Regions from separate parts of the Homo sapiens genome. Here region 1 is linked to region 2. Evidence: chromatin loops called from intact Hi-C (ENCODE). Cell type or tissue: dorsolateral prefrontal cortex. All regions are shown on one strand.

What was found. Hi-C counts contacts between places; a loop is a spot of excess contacts. Peaks named below come from ENCODE experiments on the same cell type or tissue, not always from the same donor. Only the 100,000 strongest peaks of a DNase experiment are listed, where the experiment ranks them.
Region 1: it touches region 2 in a loop (4-fold over the local background); 4 of 110 quality-filtered maps call a loop at or near these places.

The regions. Positions count from the first base shown.
Region 1 is chr10:22,758,341-22,766,340 of GRCh38, reverse strand. No RefSeq gene overlaps it. Among named protein-coding and RNA genes, the nearest start is that of PIP4K2A, 48 kb to the right of the region's middle. In dorsolateral prefrontal cortex, no CTCF peak of the experiment used is centred here; DNase peaks (open chromatin) are centred at 4,360 and 7,288; H3K4me3 peaks cover 369 bases; H3K27ac peaks cover 7,571 bases.
Region 2 is chr10:22,614,674-22,622,673 of GRCh38, reverse strand. The region is part of intron 1 of PIP4K2A (phosphatidylinositol-5-phosphate 4-kinase type 2 alpha); the gene reads left to right. Among named protein-coding and RNA genes, the nearest start is that of PIP4K2A, 96 kb to the left of the region's middle. RefSeq lists a silencer at 3,940-4,234 and enhancers at 6,465-6,704, 6,735-6,784, 6,835-6,904, 6,644-7,212. In dorsolateral prefrontal cortex, CTCF peaks have their summits at 65 (motif pointing left), 4,731 and 4,931 (motif pointing left); DNase peaks (open chromatin) are centred at 96, 1,993, 4,947, 6,563 and 1 weaker place; H3K4me3 peaks cover 4,575 bases; H3K27ac peaks cover 8,000 bases.

The DNA of each region.
Region 1 (8,000 bases), 140 kb before region 2:
GAGAACAATTTCATCTTCAGATGTAGCAAACAGTGTGTAACCGAAATGGGAATTTCAGGGGAGGTCTCATGTTTGACACAATATAGCGCCTTTTTCTTTTTTGGCCCTCAGTTACCTTCATGCAAATGTACTAAGATGTCAGAATTGCAGATATTTTACATGTTAGGAGAATTCTCTCATACCTAAATTCCCATGCAAATTGTACAATTCTCCTTAATCTCATTATTGATGGTACTCTTTCCAAACCGCTAAAGTGTGACAAAATGTGTACCTTACTGAAACAATATGTAAGCATTTCATGGATGAGTCCCAAAAACTGATGAACTATTTTCAGACATGGTATTTATGAGACTACCAAAAACTCATTAGTCTTGTCATTTCTTTTGTAAGTTGAAAAGTAAGCACATGTTATTTATATCATTGCTCTAGAGACACTGGTAATTTTGGTCTGGAAGACATTTGCATTTAAGATACACCATGCGACTGGCATCAGTTTATTTTTTAACGTTATGTTTATACACTAATCTATTACTAGCAATGGAAATATGCAAATATATCATGTGTTTTCTCTTTTTTTTTTTTTTTTTTTTTTTTTTGAGACAGAATCTTAATCTGTTGCCCAGGCTGGAGTGCAGTGGCTCCATCTCTGCTCACTGCAACCTCCGCCTCCCAGGCTCAAGCGATTCTCCTGCCTCAGCCTCCCAAGTAGCTGGGATTATAGGCACACACCACCACACTCGGCTAATTTTTGTAGTTTTAGTAGAGATGGGATTTCACCGTGTTGGCCAGGCTGGTCTCAAACACCTGACCTCACGTGATCTGCCCACCTTGGCCTCCCACAGTGGTGGACTTACAGGTGTGAGCCACTGCGCCCAGCCTCCTTTCTTCATTTGATAAATATATTTGGAGAATCTTATGCTTTGAAGTGAGAGCAGCACATCTAAGTGGACATTTATAATACTTCAGTCTCTCCACTAAACTAGACCAGAAGGAAAACAGAACCTCAGAACAAAAATTACCCTGAATTCTTTCTCTTCTGTAAACAGTCTTGGACTTCCCTTTCCATGTGGAATAGATGGAGAACTTGTTAGAGCTGACATATACTGTACATGCCAAAGAGACAAAAAGATCCCTGTGCATCAATGACCCCTGGATGTGAGAACATCAATGCCTAGTATAAAGTGATGGCCTGTTTCCTAGCAGTTAACTTCAAATGAAGACACCCTCACAATATGTGTGTGTGCATGTGTGTTACATGTACACAGCTTGTCATTTAGGGGAACTATATAATGCAGGCTTCCTTCTCCATAGGACTACCACCAATTTCATGTCACATTTCAGAAGATTTTGCCTGAGATGAAGTTTTAAAGTTCCCTGAAGACCTGTGGGTCTTAACCACTGATGAGAGTGCAGCCATCTTCAACAGTCTTGGGTGAATTAGATAGTGTTTGGCAGAATTGTCAGATTCCTCCCATCTTGGAAGCCTGAGTTTCTGTTCCTGGCACTCTAGTTGTTTTGCTTGATTCTTGATCCTCACATCCGGCTCCTCCCTCCTGGATCATTGACTGAACCCTTTCTCAGGCTTATTTGTCTGTGTTATTATTTTGATTTACTCTGTAGGTCATAACTGGGAATAACACAGCGAGTCATAAATGCCAAAACTTAATTAAACAAAGGACCCTAGGTCCTTTCCTTTCCCTGCCTATCACATCCAATTTATCACCATGTCCTCTCAATTCTACCTCCTAAGTTCATGTGGAATCTGCCCTCTGGGCTCCATCCACACCATCGCCTCACCTTAGGACCTAATGGCCTCTTATGTGAATAGCTGCAATAGGGTCTTCTCTGGCCTCCTTCAAGTTTGCTTCCAAAATGGGAAGCCCTTTTCCCAGATCAAGGGGATCATACTAAAACAAAACTGTGATCATAGCTATCACACTGCATAGGGTATGGACCCCTTCCTTGTTTCCCCATGGCATCAGAATGAAGTGAAGGCAGCTTGCTGTGCACAAAAGACCTTTCCCTGGTCAGCTTCTTCCCAGTGTCCCAGCACCACCCCTGCCCCACTGCACAACTGCAGCACAACCCACCCCCAGTGCCATCCCACAGGAACCCTTCACCTCCCAGCCACCCTGCCCACTCATCTCTGGACTCGTTGTTCTCCTTCAACGCTCATTCTTTTTCTTTCTTTCTTTTTTTTTTTTTTGTTTTTGTTTTTGAAATGGAGTCTCACTCTATTGCCCGAGCTAGAGTGCAGTGGGGAGCTCTGGGCTCACTGCAACCTCTGCCTCCCAGGTTCAAGCGATTCTCCTGCCTCAGCCTCCCGAGTTGCTGGGGTTACAGGTGCACCCCACCTTGCCTGGCTAATTTTTGTATTTTTAATAGAGACAGGGTTTCACTATGTTGGCCAGGCTGGTCTTGAACTCCTGACCTCAAGGAATCTACCTGCCTCAGCCTCCCAAAGTACTGGGATTACAGGTGTGAGCCACCACCCCTGGCCAACACTCATTCTTTTTCTAAAATATATTTTTATTGAAACATAATAGTGTATATTTATGGGAGATGTGGTATTTTGATACAAGCATACAGTGTATAATGATCAAATCAGGGTTATTGATCACCTCAAATTGATCACTGCATTTTCTCAATTCTACTTCCTAAGTGCATGTGCCATCTGCCCTCTGGGCTCCATCCTCATCATCTTCTTCCTCATGGTGCCATGGGAAGCCAAATCACCTTAAATATTTATCATTTCTTTGTGTTTGGGAACATTTCCAAATCTCTTCTAGCTATTTTAAAATTTACAATAAATTCTTGTTAACTAGAGTCACCCTATTGTGTTACAGAAGGCTGGAACTTACTCCTTCTATCTAACTGTATTTTTGTACCTATTAACCTCCCTGTGCCTTGGGACCCTCCTCCCCTTCATCCAGTTATGCTTCGTCAGGGGAGCCCACCAGTCCTCCCCAGGGATATAAACCCCAGAGCATGGACCACATTGTGAAACAATCGAAAACTGGTCAAACTTGGGTTATGTGCATAGCTGATATAAACCTTTAGATATTCTGAGGAAAGCAAAGAAATCACCATCAAAATCTAATCTGAAAGAGATGACATTATTTAAATCCAGTAAAAGAATCAAAGGAAGGTTTTTAAAGAACAGGAACTTTTTTAAGAACTTTTTTTTTTTAAAAAGACACAGGGTCTTGCTCTATTGCTCAGGCTGGAGTACAGTGATACAATCATGGCTCACTGCAGCCTCCATCTCCTGGGCTCAAGCGATCCTCCCCTCCTCAGCCTCCTGAGTAGTTGGGACTACTGGCGTGCACCACCACACCCAGCTAATTTTTTCTTTTCTTTTCTTTTCTTTATTTTTTGAGATGGAGTCTCGCTCTGTCGCCAGGCTGGAGTGCAGTGGCACAATCTCGACTGACTGCAACCTCTGCCTCCCGGGTTCAAGTGATTCTCCTGCCTCAGCCTCCCGAGTAGCTGGGACTACAGGTGCATGCCACCTACGCCCAGCTAATTTTTGTATTTTTAGTAGAGACAGGGTTTCACCATGTTGCCCAGGATGGTCTCGCTGTCTTGACCTCGTGATCTGCCCACCTCAGCCTCCCAAAGTGCTGGGATTACAGGTGTGAGCCACCACGCCCAGCCCCAGCTAATTTTTTAATTTTTTGTAGAGATAGGGTCCTGCTATGTTGCCCAGGCTGGTCTCAAACACCTGAGCTCAAGCAATCCTCCCACCTTGGCCTCCCAAAGCATTGGAATTACAAGCATGAGCCACTGCATTCAGCCAAACTTTTGACTGGAATTCTAGTCTCAAAAATACTTTTTTGCTCAAATGGACGGCTCCTATAATATCTTTCCAGCTACTTCTTTTTCCTAAAAGCATCTCTCTAATCCCCTAATGACCATAAGATAACTATGTGTAAGAATTTTTTAAAAATCTTGTCCTCAATCAAAACCTGGGTTTTATGTGCAGAATTAGGCCACGATCACAGCATTATGTGGCCAAAATGAATTCTGAATGGACAGCCCTGCTCCCTCAGATACCCACACAATCAATCAGATTAAAGAGCACAAGAAGAGAAAAAGTGTGAATTTCAGTTAGGAGACATTTTGAGGAAATGTGCCTTTGACAAGCATGGGATGGTATTTTGGTCTCTCCCCCTCTGAAGGGTGTGATTGCAATTCCTCCTCTGCCCTCATCTCTCTCTCTCTATTTAGAGAGAAACAATGAGGAGATGGAAAGATCGAACAAACACATCTTTGTGAAACAACAAAGAGGTACAGTGGGGTCCTGGGGCTGATGGAGGGGTGGAGACTGCCTCTGGTTTGCATTCCTGGCTCAGGGGGTGAAAGAGAGAGGGGACCAGATGTGGCAGCTCACAGGAGTTGGAGGGGGCCTGCCCACCTCCCCCTCTTCATCCCCTAACTCCAGCTGTGGTGATGAGCTGCTCTTTGAACACAAGAGGATTCCACTTAATGTATCTTCTGCTGATGTTGCAGTTGGTGGTGCTGACATATGGAGAAGGAGGGAATGATAGGGAGATGATTCACACAAAGATCTTGTCCTTTAGTTTTCTTTTACAAATTTGGGATGAGGTCATGCTTGGTGGCTCATATCTCTAATCCCAGGACTTTGGGAGGCCAAAGCAGGCAGATTGCTTGAGCTCAGGAGTTTGAGACCAGCCTGGGCAACATGGAGAAACCTCATCTCTACAAAAAGTAACAAAAATTAGCTGGGCATGGTTGGTGCACAGCTATAGCCCCCACTACTTGGGAGGCTGAGATGGGAGGATCAATTGAGCCCAGGAAGTCGAGGCTGCATTGAGCCGTGTTCACATCACTGCACTCCAGCCTAGGCAATAGAGTGAGAACCTGTCTCAAAAAATAAAAAAGGGAGGTGAGAAAGAGATACCAGTGAAGAAATACTACCACAACCAAGGAAAAGATACCTCGATAAATGAGGGACTAGAGCCCAAGCCTTATCTGAGTCATTCATGCTAAACATCCCATGAGAAGTCACATTTAGAGGGATTAAGAACACACACTCTGAAACCAGACGGCCCAGCATGGATCCTGACACTCACATCTACCAGCTTTATGATCCTGGGCAAGTTTCTTAACCTCCCTGCGCCTCAGTTTCCTTTGTCTTTAAAATGAGGGTGAAATCACACCAACCTCCCAGTATTGCTTCGAGGGTCATATGAGAGAAGATTAACATAAAGCAGTCAGAAGGTTAAGTCTCAATATACGTTAGCTATTATTATGGTTAAGCAAGTTATAGAATTATTTTGTACCTCGGTTTTTCTTTTTTTTTTTCTTTTTTTTTTTTTTTTTGAGATGGAGTCTTGCTCTGTCACCCAGGCTGGAATGCAGTGGTGCAATCACCGCTCACTGCAAACTCTGACTCCTGGTTCACACCATTCTCCTGCCTCAGCCTCCCAAGTATCTGGGACTACAGGCACCCACCACCATGCCTGGCTAATTTTTTTCTATTTTTAGTAGAGATGGGGTTTCACAGTGTTAGCCAGGATGGTCTCAATCTCCTGACCTCATGATCCGCCCGCCTTGGCCTCCCAAAGTGCTGGGAATACGGGTGTGAGCCACTGCGCCCGGCCAGTTTTTCAATCTATAACAATGAATTTGTTTTTATTAAATCAACTCTATAGTCCTTAGAAAAGTTAGGAGGGAATTATGGAAAAGCTTAGAAAATATGACTAGCATGTCAACTTGGAAGACATACTTAGAAAGGCTTTGCTACTTAGTCACCAAAATATGTAACAAACAAGAAAGAAAGAACCCTGTCAACACTTAATATGCTCTTCTTTTCAAATACATCCCCCTAGAGCTATCATTAATTCTACCCGCTCTACACAACAGCAGGCTGACAAAAACAATCATCTGACTTGAGAAGATAAAAATGGAGTTTCCCCACCAACCTTCCAAGTTCTATGAAAACCAAGTCCAGAAGAGAGGCTGAGTTTGTTTATGTTCTTTGGTCATGCTGTCTGAATATTCAGAAGTTAATAATTAGCTAGAATTTGTTAAGTACATACTATGTGCCAAATAATGTGTTAGATATTTTACATTCCTGTTGATAAGAATCTTAGGAGTAAGAACTGTTGTTATCCTATTTGACAGATGAGAAGACTAAAGTATTAAAAGGTCAAGTAAGTGGTCAGGTCTGTCTGACTCCAGACCCTGTAAGCTCAATCACTGCATTATGCAGCTTCTTTTGATCCTAGGTATACTGAATAATGTTTTTCACCATATACTTGCAACATTTGATGTCAATTTTTTTTATGTTTTAGACAGGGTCTCACTCTGTTACCCAGGCTGGAGTGCAGCAGTGCCATCACCACTCACTGCGGCCTCAACTTCCCAGGCTCAAGTGATCCTCCCACCTCAGTCTCTCGAATAGCTGGGACTACAGGCACATGCCACCATGCCCACCTAGTTTTTTTGTATTTTTAGGAGAGATAAGATCTCGCCATATTGCCCAGGCTGGTCATGAACTCCTGGGCTCAAGTGATTAGTCTGCCTTGGCCTCCCAAAGTCCTGGGACTACAGGTATAAGCCACTGCGCCCAGCCCCAACATTAATAATTTTGAATTATTTTTTTAACTGGCAAATCCATATTCTAAAAAACATTTCCAGATTTACTAAATGTCCTTTCCTAGAAGACCTGTCATTGTGAAATGAAGTTTTCCTACTTTCGGGGATTAAAATGTCCTTCTGAAAAATGAAATAAAAGTGTTGGTAGATTATATATTTTCCCTCTTTTTTTTTTTTTTTTTTTTGAGACAGAGTCTTGGCTCCTGTTGCCCAGGCTGGAGTGCAACGGCACGAACTCACCTCACTGTGACCTCCGCCTCCTGGGTTCAAACGATTCTCCTGCCTCAGCCTCCTGAGTAGCTGGGATTAGAGGCATGTGCCACCATGCCTGGCTAATTTTGTATTTTTAGTAGAGACAGGGTTTCTCCATGTTGGTCAGGCTGGGCTCGAACTCCTGACCTCAGGTGATCCACCCGCCTCAGCCTCCCAAAGTGCTGGGATTACAAGCGTGAGCCACTGCTCCCGGCCCTATTTTCCCTCTTTTTAAAGAACAAAACTAAACTAAAAAAAAAAAAAAAAAAAAAAAAAGGATGGATCTTGCCAATTTTTTTCTTTTAATTGATGGACTATGAAATTCACACATCTGAGCACATTACATCATACTTTGCATAATGGTTTAATGTTTGCAAACAACCATTAGTTGTTGAGACCGGAGATCTCGCCTCGGCATCATCGCTGTTTTCTGGAATCACAGGAACACAGTCAGTCGTCTTATTAAAATACATGCTTATAATTTGATGTGAAAAAACAGCATGAAGAAAAGGTATTTTGAAAGCAATTAGGGAAATTAATTATGGACTGACTCTTACATGATGCCAAGGAATTATTGTTAATTGATTAGGTATTGTTGTTAGTTTTTAAAGTCCACGTTTTTTAGAGATGGATATTGATATAAGTCGAGGTAAAATTATACATCTGGCACTCGCTTAAAAATTCTTCAGCAAACTTAAAAAAGTAAAAGAAAAGAGAGATGAAGCAAATATGTCAGTCTTAATAATTTTTTAATCTGAGTGATGGGAAGAATGAATTACAGTCATCCCTCAGTACTCTCGGGGAATTAGTTCCAGGATCAACCCTCACCCCCACCCCCTCCCCACAGCCCACTCCCCCATGCCAAAATTCAAAGATGCTCAAGTCCCTAATATAAAATGGGGTAGTATTTGTGTATAACCTGAACACATCTTCCCATATACTTTTAATCATGTGTAGATTACTTATAATACCTAGAACAACGTAAGTGCTATGTAAATAATTACTATACGGTATTGTTGAGGGAATAATGGCAAGAAAACAAGTCTGTATGTGCTCAGTACAGATGGAACCATCCTGTTAGTTTTCTCAAATATCTTCAACCAGTGGTTGGTTGAATCCACAAA
Region 2 (8,000 bases):
CCGGGTATGTGGAGTGGCGGTGCCCGTCCACTGACAGTGGGGAAGAGGCCAGCCTTTGTGCTGCCGCCCACTGGCGGAATTATTAATATTTCTAGGGCCTTTCCGCCAGAATGGGAATCCTCCAGTGTCCCCTCGGGGAGTGACCCAGGCCAAAGGTGCGATTGCAGCAGAGCAGGGGACAGCGGCAGAGGGCCCAGGCCTCAGAGCACAGATGGTAACTGGCTCCTCCCGTGCTCCGTGACGCCCAGCCCAGCCCTGTGTGAGCTGGGTCTTCCCGTGCCCGAAGCTTCTTGGGCTGGGGTTTCTGAGGAATCAGTCCTGTGCCTCTCATGCGATGGGATGGCATGGACAGCAACAGGCAGCGCACCGTCTTTCTGCCACCTGAACCCCAGCTGTGGAGCCCCTCAGCATCTGGGAGCACATGGCATTGAGTGGCCACCGGCACAGAGGTAGCAGCTTTGTCTCCTCTTCTGTCTGCTAACAATCCTCTACTACTTTTCTGTCTTTAAAAAATTCTTTGACATTTCTCGTTTTCTATTGTCTGCTCTCCAATGTTCTTGTCATGTTTGGTGGTGGTGTTTTTGATTTTCCCCCAATCTCTAACTTCCTTTACTGTCATCTTAGCAGAGCTTCTGGAAGGAAAAGAGATAAAAATGCATGGTCAGGTCATCTCTTAAAATGGGAATCCGGGAAAGCAGTGTAAATGGCAGCATGGTACCCTTCCTCTCATTGTTCTTTCAGGATGGATGCTGGGCAGGAAAGCAGGCGGCCCCTCTGTTGTGGTCATGGAAAGAAAAACAAAAGTTCTGGTGTAACAGAATTAGGATTTCATTGCTTCCTTCTGGAATCTTAACGAAGGTCCCAACTGTGAAGTCTGCTGAACACATCTCAGTTCAAAATGCTGAACTGTACATGCCATCCCCTTCTCCATTGTCTTACAGGTTTTATTAATGATGTGTTTCAGTGATTGATTTTCTGAATGCACAGCTGTCACTCACTGCTTACTTTTTCAGTAGATGTGGTTATCTGGGGTACCCAGGGACACCTGTATTACATACCAAACTCCTCCCCATCTTCTCCATGGCTAGCCAGATTTAGGTATGAGATTTAGGGCTTCTGGCCAGCTTGGTATCATCTAGCACCTTCTGGAAGCTTTGCCTTCACAGCTTACTTGGGGAACTCTAGTTTTAGAACATCCTTATCCCAGGATGAATGGAAAGAAAGATACCAGGGAAGTATTAAATTATTTTAGCATATTAAATATCTGACTAAAAAGTAAAATGTTTATTTGAAGTTTTCAAGATCAGTTTCTTAGAGTGCTGTGTGATTGCTAGTGGTCATGCCATTTGGATGAGTGAAGTTCTTATTTGACATCCATTAAGTATTTGAGTGTCTTCAATTGCAAGTGGCAGAAATTTACCTTCCTCTAGCTTAGGGGATTGATTGGTTTCTGTCTCTGGAAAGGATGTTGGATTAGGCTGGCCTCAAGATCCCCCAGGTCCAGAGATTCAAATGATGTCATCTGCACGTGGCTCTTATCTGTCTTATCCCGTCTTTTCTGTGCATCAATGGTGATGCTTAACTTTACGTGGCTGAAGACATGGTTACAGGCAACTGCAGGCATATTAGCTTCATTTAGCATCTCTTCCCTGTCCCCTGTGTCAGTTTCAAAAGAAGACCAGGAACTTGCAATGCCTTTGATTAGAATATTGGAGCTGTGGCTTTTCTTCCAATCTTTGTCCCTGCACTGCCACATCCACATAAATGAAACACTTAAAGAGGTTATGTGTGTCTTCCAGGAATTAAGTGGATCTCTGGAAAGTTGTTTTGTGATTCATTTGAATTTGTGGGAATGTCTCCCAAGTGCAGGCACCAGAGCCCTGTGGTGGCTAAAGCCCTGGAATGGGCCAAGTCATCCAGGCAGGAGACTCCAGGGAGTGGCAGGAACTGTGCCCAGCTGGAGGGTGTATCCCCACAGCTACTCAGCACCAGATGAGTGATGCCGGGCCCGGTGCCAGGTCTTCCCATTTTTAAAAGAAGCCAGAAATCCAAATTTGTATGTAAATGTTCTCAAGTCTGAAAAGATTGGTGATTAATTCAAGCATTTTCTAAATCACTATCTGGGCCAAAGCACACATCACTGTGATCTCTTCTCAGACTCGTTTTTTAAAGTATAAAGCGAGATCAAGAGTGCTGGGGCACTTTGCTCAAGGCCAGAGGGTGGTGACGTGGCTGACCAGGGCTCAGTCATAGGTCTCCTGACTCCCTGAGCCTGGGGCCCTTTTGAATGGACCACGTTGTAAGCTCTTGTTTTCATTGGCAATGTCTTTGTTTGAATTTTTAAAAAAGCCAGTATTACCTCTGTACCAGATTATAAATTTTTGGCCTGAATTCAGTAGTTTTATGTCAGATTCTGTGGTTCATGGGAGGTAGAATTTTAACATGACTACATTCTTTTGTATGAAGTTGACAGTGGGCCAGCCGGCAAGGATGTCCGTAAGAGTCTGATTGAGCTTGCAGATACCAAGTTGACAGATGGGAGAGTTTGTGTCTATGTTATAAATTAAAGTAAGATTCTAAGCAAAAGTTTAAATATTTCTGATGACATTTTAATTTTAGTCAAGTAGCCATTAATCAAAAGATTGACTTAATGATTCTTGTTTAATTGAAAAATCTGCTGAAGTGAATTAATTTAGGCTTTTGAGTTTGTGGACCCTGGAAAGGATGACCTTTGTGCTTTTATTCTCATTCCTACTCACCTTTGATATCAGAATAACTTTATTTGGCTTGTCAAAAAAAGCATTTCTTTTCTAGATATTGGAAGGTAGCTCAGATTTCAGAAGAAAATGTTAATTAAAATATACTTGGATCTTTGATTTTTGTCTTATCTGCAGATAGACATCAACTTTTGAGAAATGGTCTTAGAAAATGAATATTAGCTGGGCGTGTTGGCTCATGCCTGTAATCCCAGCACTTTGGGAGGCCAACGCGGGTGGATCACCTGAGGTCAGGAGTTCGAGACCAGCCTGGCTAACATGGTGAAACCCCATCTCTACTAAAAATACAAAAACTAGCCACACGTGGTGGCGCCCACCTGTAGTCCCAGCTACTCGGGAGGCTGAGACAGGAGAATTGCTTGAACCCAGGAGGCGGTGGTTACAGTGAACTAAGATCATGCCATTGCACTCCAGCCTGGGCAACAGAGCGAGGCTTTGTCTCAAAAAAAAAAAAAAAGAAAAAAGAAAAAGAAAATGAATATTGATGAAGCAGCTGTAGAAAATTGACCTCTTGCCTCAAGACAAATAAAAGTACATTTCCCAGACATTTTCAGCTGCCCGTTTTTTCCTGCCTCTGTAACTGATTCTAATTTGCCCTGCCTGTCCCTCTGAAACCTCAGAACTTTCAAATTGCTATTTGGTTTGCAGGGTAGGTTGTAATGAGAGCCACAGCATTCCAAGTGTGGGCTACATGCCTGAATCATATTAGAACTTCATTTTTTTTTTTAAAGTTCTTAATTGTTTCAACCTATATTCATTGTAATATTATAAAAATTATTTCCAAATGAGAGCTGGTGCTCAAGTTGGTGATTTTTTCCCCCAGTACAAAATTAACAATTACACATGAATATCAGATAGTGAAAATCAGATTAAAAATGTTTAGGTAATCCCTCATTCTCCCAATAAGACACTTAGTAGAAAAAAGTAAGAAAAAATTATGCCTTTATGATGGTCTTTGTTCTAAGTATGTTCTGGTTGCTACCAATACACATCAAAAATATGAACTTTGGTGTATAAATAGTCGTAGTTTCCCCATTTTACAAACAAATTGGACACAACTTTCAAGTATTCTGAAGGAGAGGTCGTAGGTATTGCACCTAATGTGGGTAATTCTGTGTCAGCCAGGCAGCCTACTACTGTGTTCCTGCACATGATTCTAACCCTGGAAGCTGTATTGTCTCTGCTTCTCAGCTCCCAGCCAAGCCCTCTGCACCTCTCCAGAAATAAATTGTGTGCAGATAGCTCTGGAGAGAGAAGAGCATGGTGTGGAGGGGATTGTGCAATGTGATGGCCTTTTTTAGGTGACATTATGGAAAATATTTTCTTAGCAATGCACCTGAGGTCATTTTTTAAACCTTTGTGGAGAACAAGTGAAAGTTCTGATCACAACTGCAGGGCCCTTCTGTTTGCGGGACAGGGACAAAACAAGTCAGAACTTCCAGCTGTGAGTCACTTCAATAGCTCTGGATACCCTCAACTCTTATCTCTTAATAGTCCTAATTTTAGTTCTCTGTTCATTCACTTCTTAAAGCGAATGAACCTCAGGGCAGAAATTGTTCAAAGTCATTTGTTTGGTGGAAGGAATCCTTGTGTGCTTTATCAGCCACAGAGTCACAAAGGAATTTTGTTTTCTTAGGATGAGTCCAGTAAGTGGAAAGTATCTATTTTAAGATACTGATAGGAAGGGATGTGGGGAAAGAGAGGAGAGATTTTTATCTGTAATGTTGAACTCATATCACATTTTAGGTCGTGAACCTAGCGAGCATCCATTTGTAGAAGCCAGAAGCAATTGCAAAACTTGCAGAGTCTAGGGAATCTGGTATGACATATTTATTGTTTGATTTCCCTATGAAATTAATTACAGTAGTATCTAGAATAGTCATCATATCAAGTTATGCGTTACACTTCTTCCTGTTGGGCCCTCATTGATCTTGAACCCTTTGTGCTTAGCTCGCTCTGGTTATTTTTGTTATTGAATTATGTTTTAAAATAGGCCCTCATATTTAAGTAGTAGAAATGTATCTTGGGAGATAAAGTGAGCCCTTTTTCAATCTGTGTCTTGAGATTTTTGAGGAGGGATGCACGGGCCTTTCAAGATAATTCCCAACCCACTCTCGACATCTCCTGTCTTCCCCCATGCTCATGCTGCCATGAAATAGCTCCCCCTCCAGGCCCCCTGCCACTTCCGCCAGCCTTTATACCCAACAGGGGCTCCACACAAGGGGTGCTTCCTGTTTCATCTCAATATGTCATAATTTGTAGGGAATTGTCTTCATTATAATCAGATTAAGTATCTCAGTGTCTCCTCTACATGTGAGAGGCTTTTTTGGTACTTTTTGCATATTCTTGGCTGAATGAAAACCAATTACTAATTATGTATTAGTCTGAGAACATAGTGTTTAGGGTGAATATATCTGAATTAATTAAGTGCCATTAATAATGCCTCTCAGGATTTATGAGCATATTCTTTGCTTGACTTAAAAATGATATAAATTAGTGAGGTTTATTTTTTAAATGTCACACTGTGAGATGGCTTTGTGGGGACACCCCTGTATGCCGTAATTTCAGAACCGTTACCAGCTGGGTCTCACTTATTTATTCCTTGTCCAGTAGCTATTTAGTATTCCCATTTTTGCAGCTTAATTGCAACCTCTCTTTTCCTGCCAGTGTGAATTTAGTCTTACATCTGCAGGAGTGATACTCATTGCAGTCAGCCAGTCTCACACGAAAAAACAAACCTGTGTGTTTTGCAGTGTTGGAGGGAACTTGCATGTGATGTAAATGTCAATGCCTTGCTCAGGAGAGGAATCAAGGTACCTTTTCTGAGTTGGGCTATATAGTAATTTAAAAGGAAAGGCCCACATAAATGTTACTGTGTTTTGTGTTAATTATATTTTTCATGAAGGAAACTGAGACAATTGGCTTTAATAAATAATTGGCTTAGAAGTAGATTTTACATCCTTCAAGGATATTGTGTATGATTCATTAAGATTTAATGGAGCTTTGAGGAGTATTTATTTTCCCTTTTTTAAAATGACAAGAAATGTTAGATGACAACTTTTCAGTCACACAGTTCTTTCCAGATTTACATTGTGCTATTATACCACAGCTGGTGTAATTGTAGTAGCCCATGGTACATATTCAGTTAAGTGTGTATTTTATCATCTGCCCTAAACATGTACTTAATTACTTTTTTTTTTTAAATAAGGAATCTTTTAGAAGTTTTTTTGAACACAATGAAGACTTAAATTTCAGGCAGATATCTTATGAAGTTGCTAGGAATCTTATCTCACTGGCTGTTAGGAATTTGAAAGTATCTTGGGCTCAGCCAGTCCAGCTCCCTGAATTTTATATTCCAGGTAACTCATGTGAGTTATGTTGGCAGAAGATTTAAGATTGGACTGAGTTCCAGGTACAGCTCTACTGTTTAATAGCTTGGGCCTTTTCTAATCTCACTAAGCCTCAATTTCCTTATCTGTGTAATGGGCATGATAATAGCACCTCTACCCCCTTGGGTTGTAAAGATCAGATAAGATACTGTGTGTGGAGTGCCTCACGTGGGTCTTGGCACATGTGCACCTAGCATGAGCCGTAAGGTTAGTGCCAAGTGTGGCAGTGAGTTAGGGTAAAGCTGAGCCAAGCCTGAGGAGCTCTCCCCGGCTTCCTCCCTCTCCCTGCCACATGTCAGCTCCCCCTCTGCTCTCTCCCCTGCCCCCACTCTTGAGTCATACCATAATCAGGGACATTTTGGCGCTCTGCACTAGCCCTCTCCGCCCCGTTTGACCCTGTTTCTATTGATGCAGACAACAAAGCTGCTTTATTTTATGTCATCTTTGGAGCCCCAGCATGGGCAGCTTTGATGCCCAATGGCCGGGCAGCAAGGCAGTGCAGACCCACACCTGCAATTTGGGGGTGACTGGCACGGCATAAACAGGAACAAGAAGTCCGGCATAAACAGGAACAAGAAGTCGCTCCCAGGATGCCCTGGGGCCCCAGGCTCCAGCCACTCTGTGTGGGGCGGGGAATTTCTAATACACTTGTTTTACAGGCCTGTGAGTGTGACCAGCAGTACAGAGAGAACTATACTGTGTTTGCCAAAGGGGATTGACAACCATTAAGTATTTGACAACCATTAAGTGTAAAGTGATATTGCTCTTTTGCTGTGAGAATTTTATTGAATATTTGCAACCTGAAGGAACCTTAAAGGTGGCCTGTATGTGATAGTATAACTGGTGCTTTCACTTTGTTCAGCTAACCTAAGAAAATTTTAATAAACTCAAAAACCACTTTCATCTTCATGAATTAAAAACTGTTTGGATTTCACAATATATGCTTATTCCTATAAAGGGTGTATGATTCTTTCCTTCAAAACAGTAATGGTTAACACAAATCTTTCTGTTTCCTTTATGAACATTATGTAACATATAGATAGAACTATATGTGTGCGTGTTCCCAATATAAGTATCTTAGAAAAGTGTCAATTCTTTGTATAAAAAATACTGATGAAAGGACAGGTGGGATGGTTCATGCCTGTGATTCCAACACTTTGAGAGGCTGAGGCAAGAGGATCTGTTGAGCCCAGGCAACATAGCAAGACCTTGTCACCACAAAAAAATTTTTAAAATTAGCCATGCATGGTGGTGTGCGCCTGTAGTCCCAGCTCTCAGAAGACTGAGGCAGGAGGACTGCTTGAGCCTGGGAGTTCAAGACTGCAGTTGGCCATGATCATGCCCCTGCACTCCAGCCTGAGCAACCCTATCTTTTAAAAAAAAAATCCTGATAATAAGTGTAAAATAATGATGATAAACCACTGTTAGTTATCAATTTTAGGGTAGATCATATAGAATGGTTGGTCTAGGTAGGATGCCAAACTAATAATTTAAAGTTTTCTAAAACTGGAGACTTTGAAACCCAAGAATCTTTATTTTGAAATCTGAAAGTTCACAGCCCAGAGCGCTATATAAAATATTGAAGTTAACAAATAGGATTAACTCAGCCTTCTTCAATCTGGGAGCTCATTGCCATTACCTGCATTTGCACCAAAATTTGAACTAGAGACAAGCAATATATTTTAGTTTGGGTAAGAGCAAAGTAACAGGCTAAAGGAGAGAGTTTTTCAGGAAGTTAAATGTCTTTTCAGTTATTAAGCAGCTCTGCAAGTAATCCATTTCAGTAAAACTGACGAATGATCGCTAAGCCTCATATACAACACAATAAAATGTG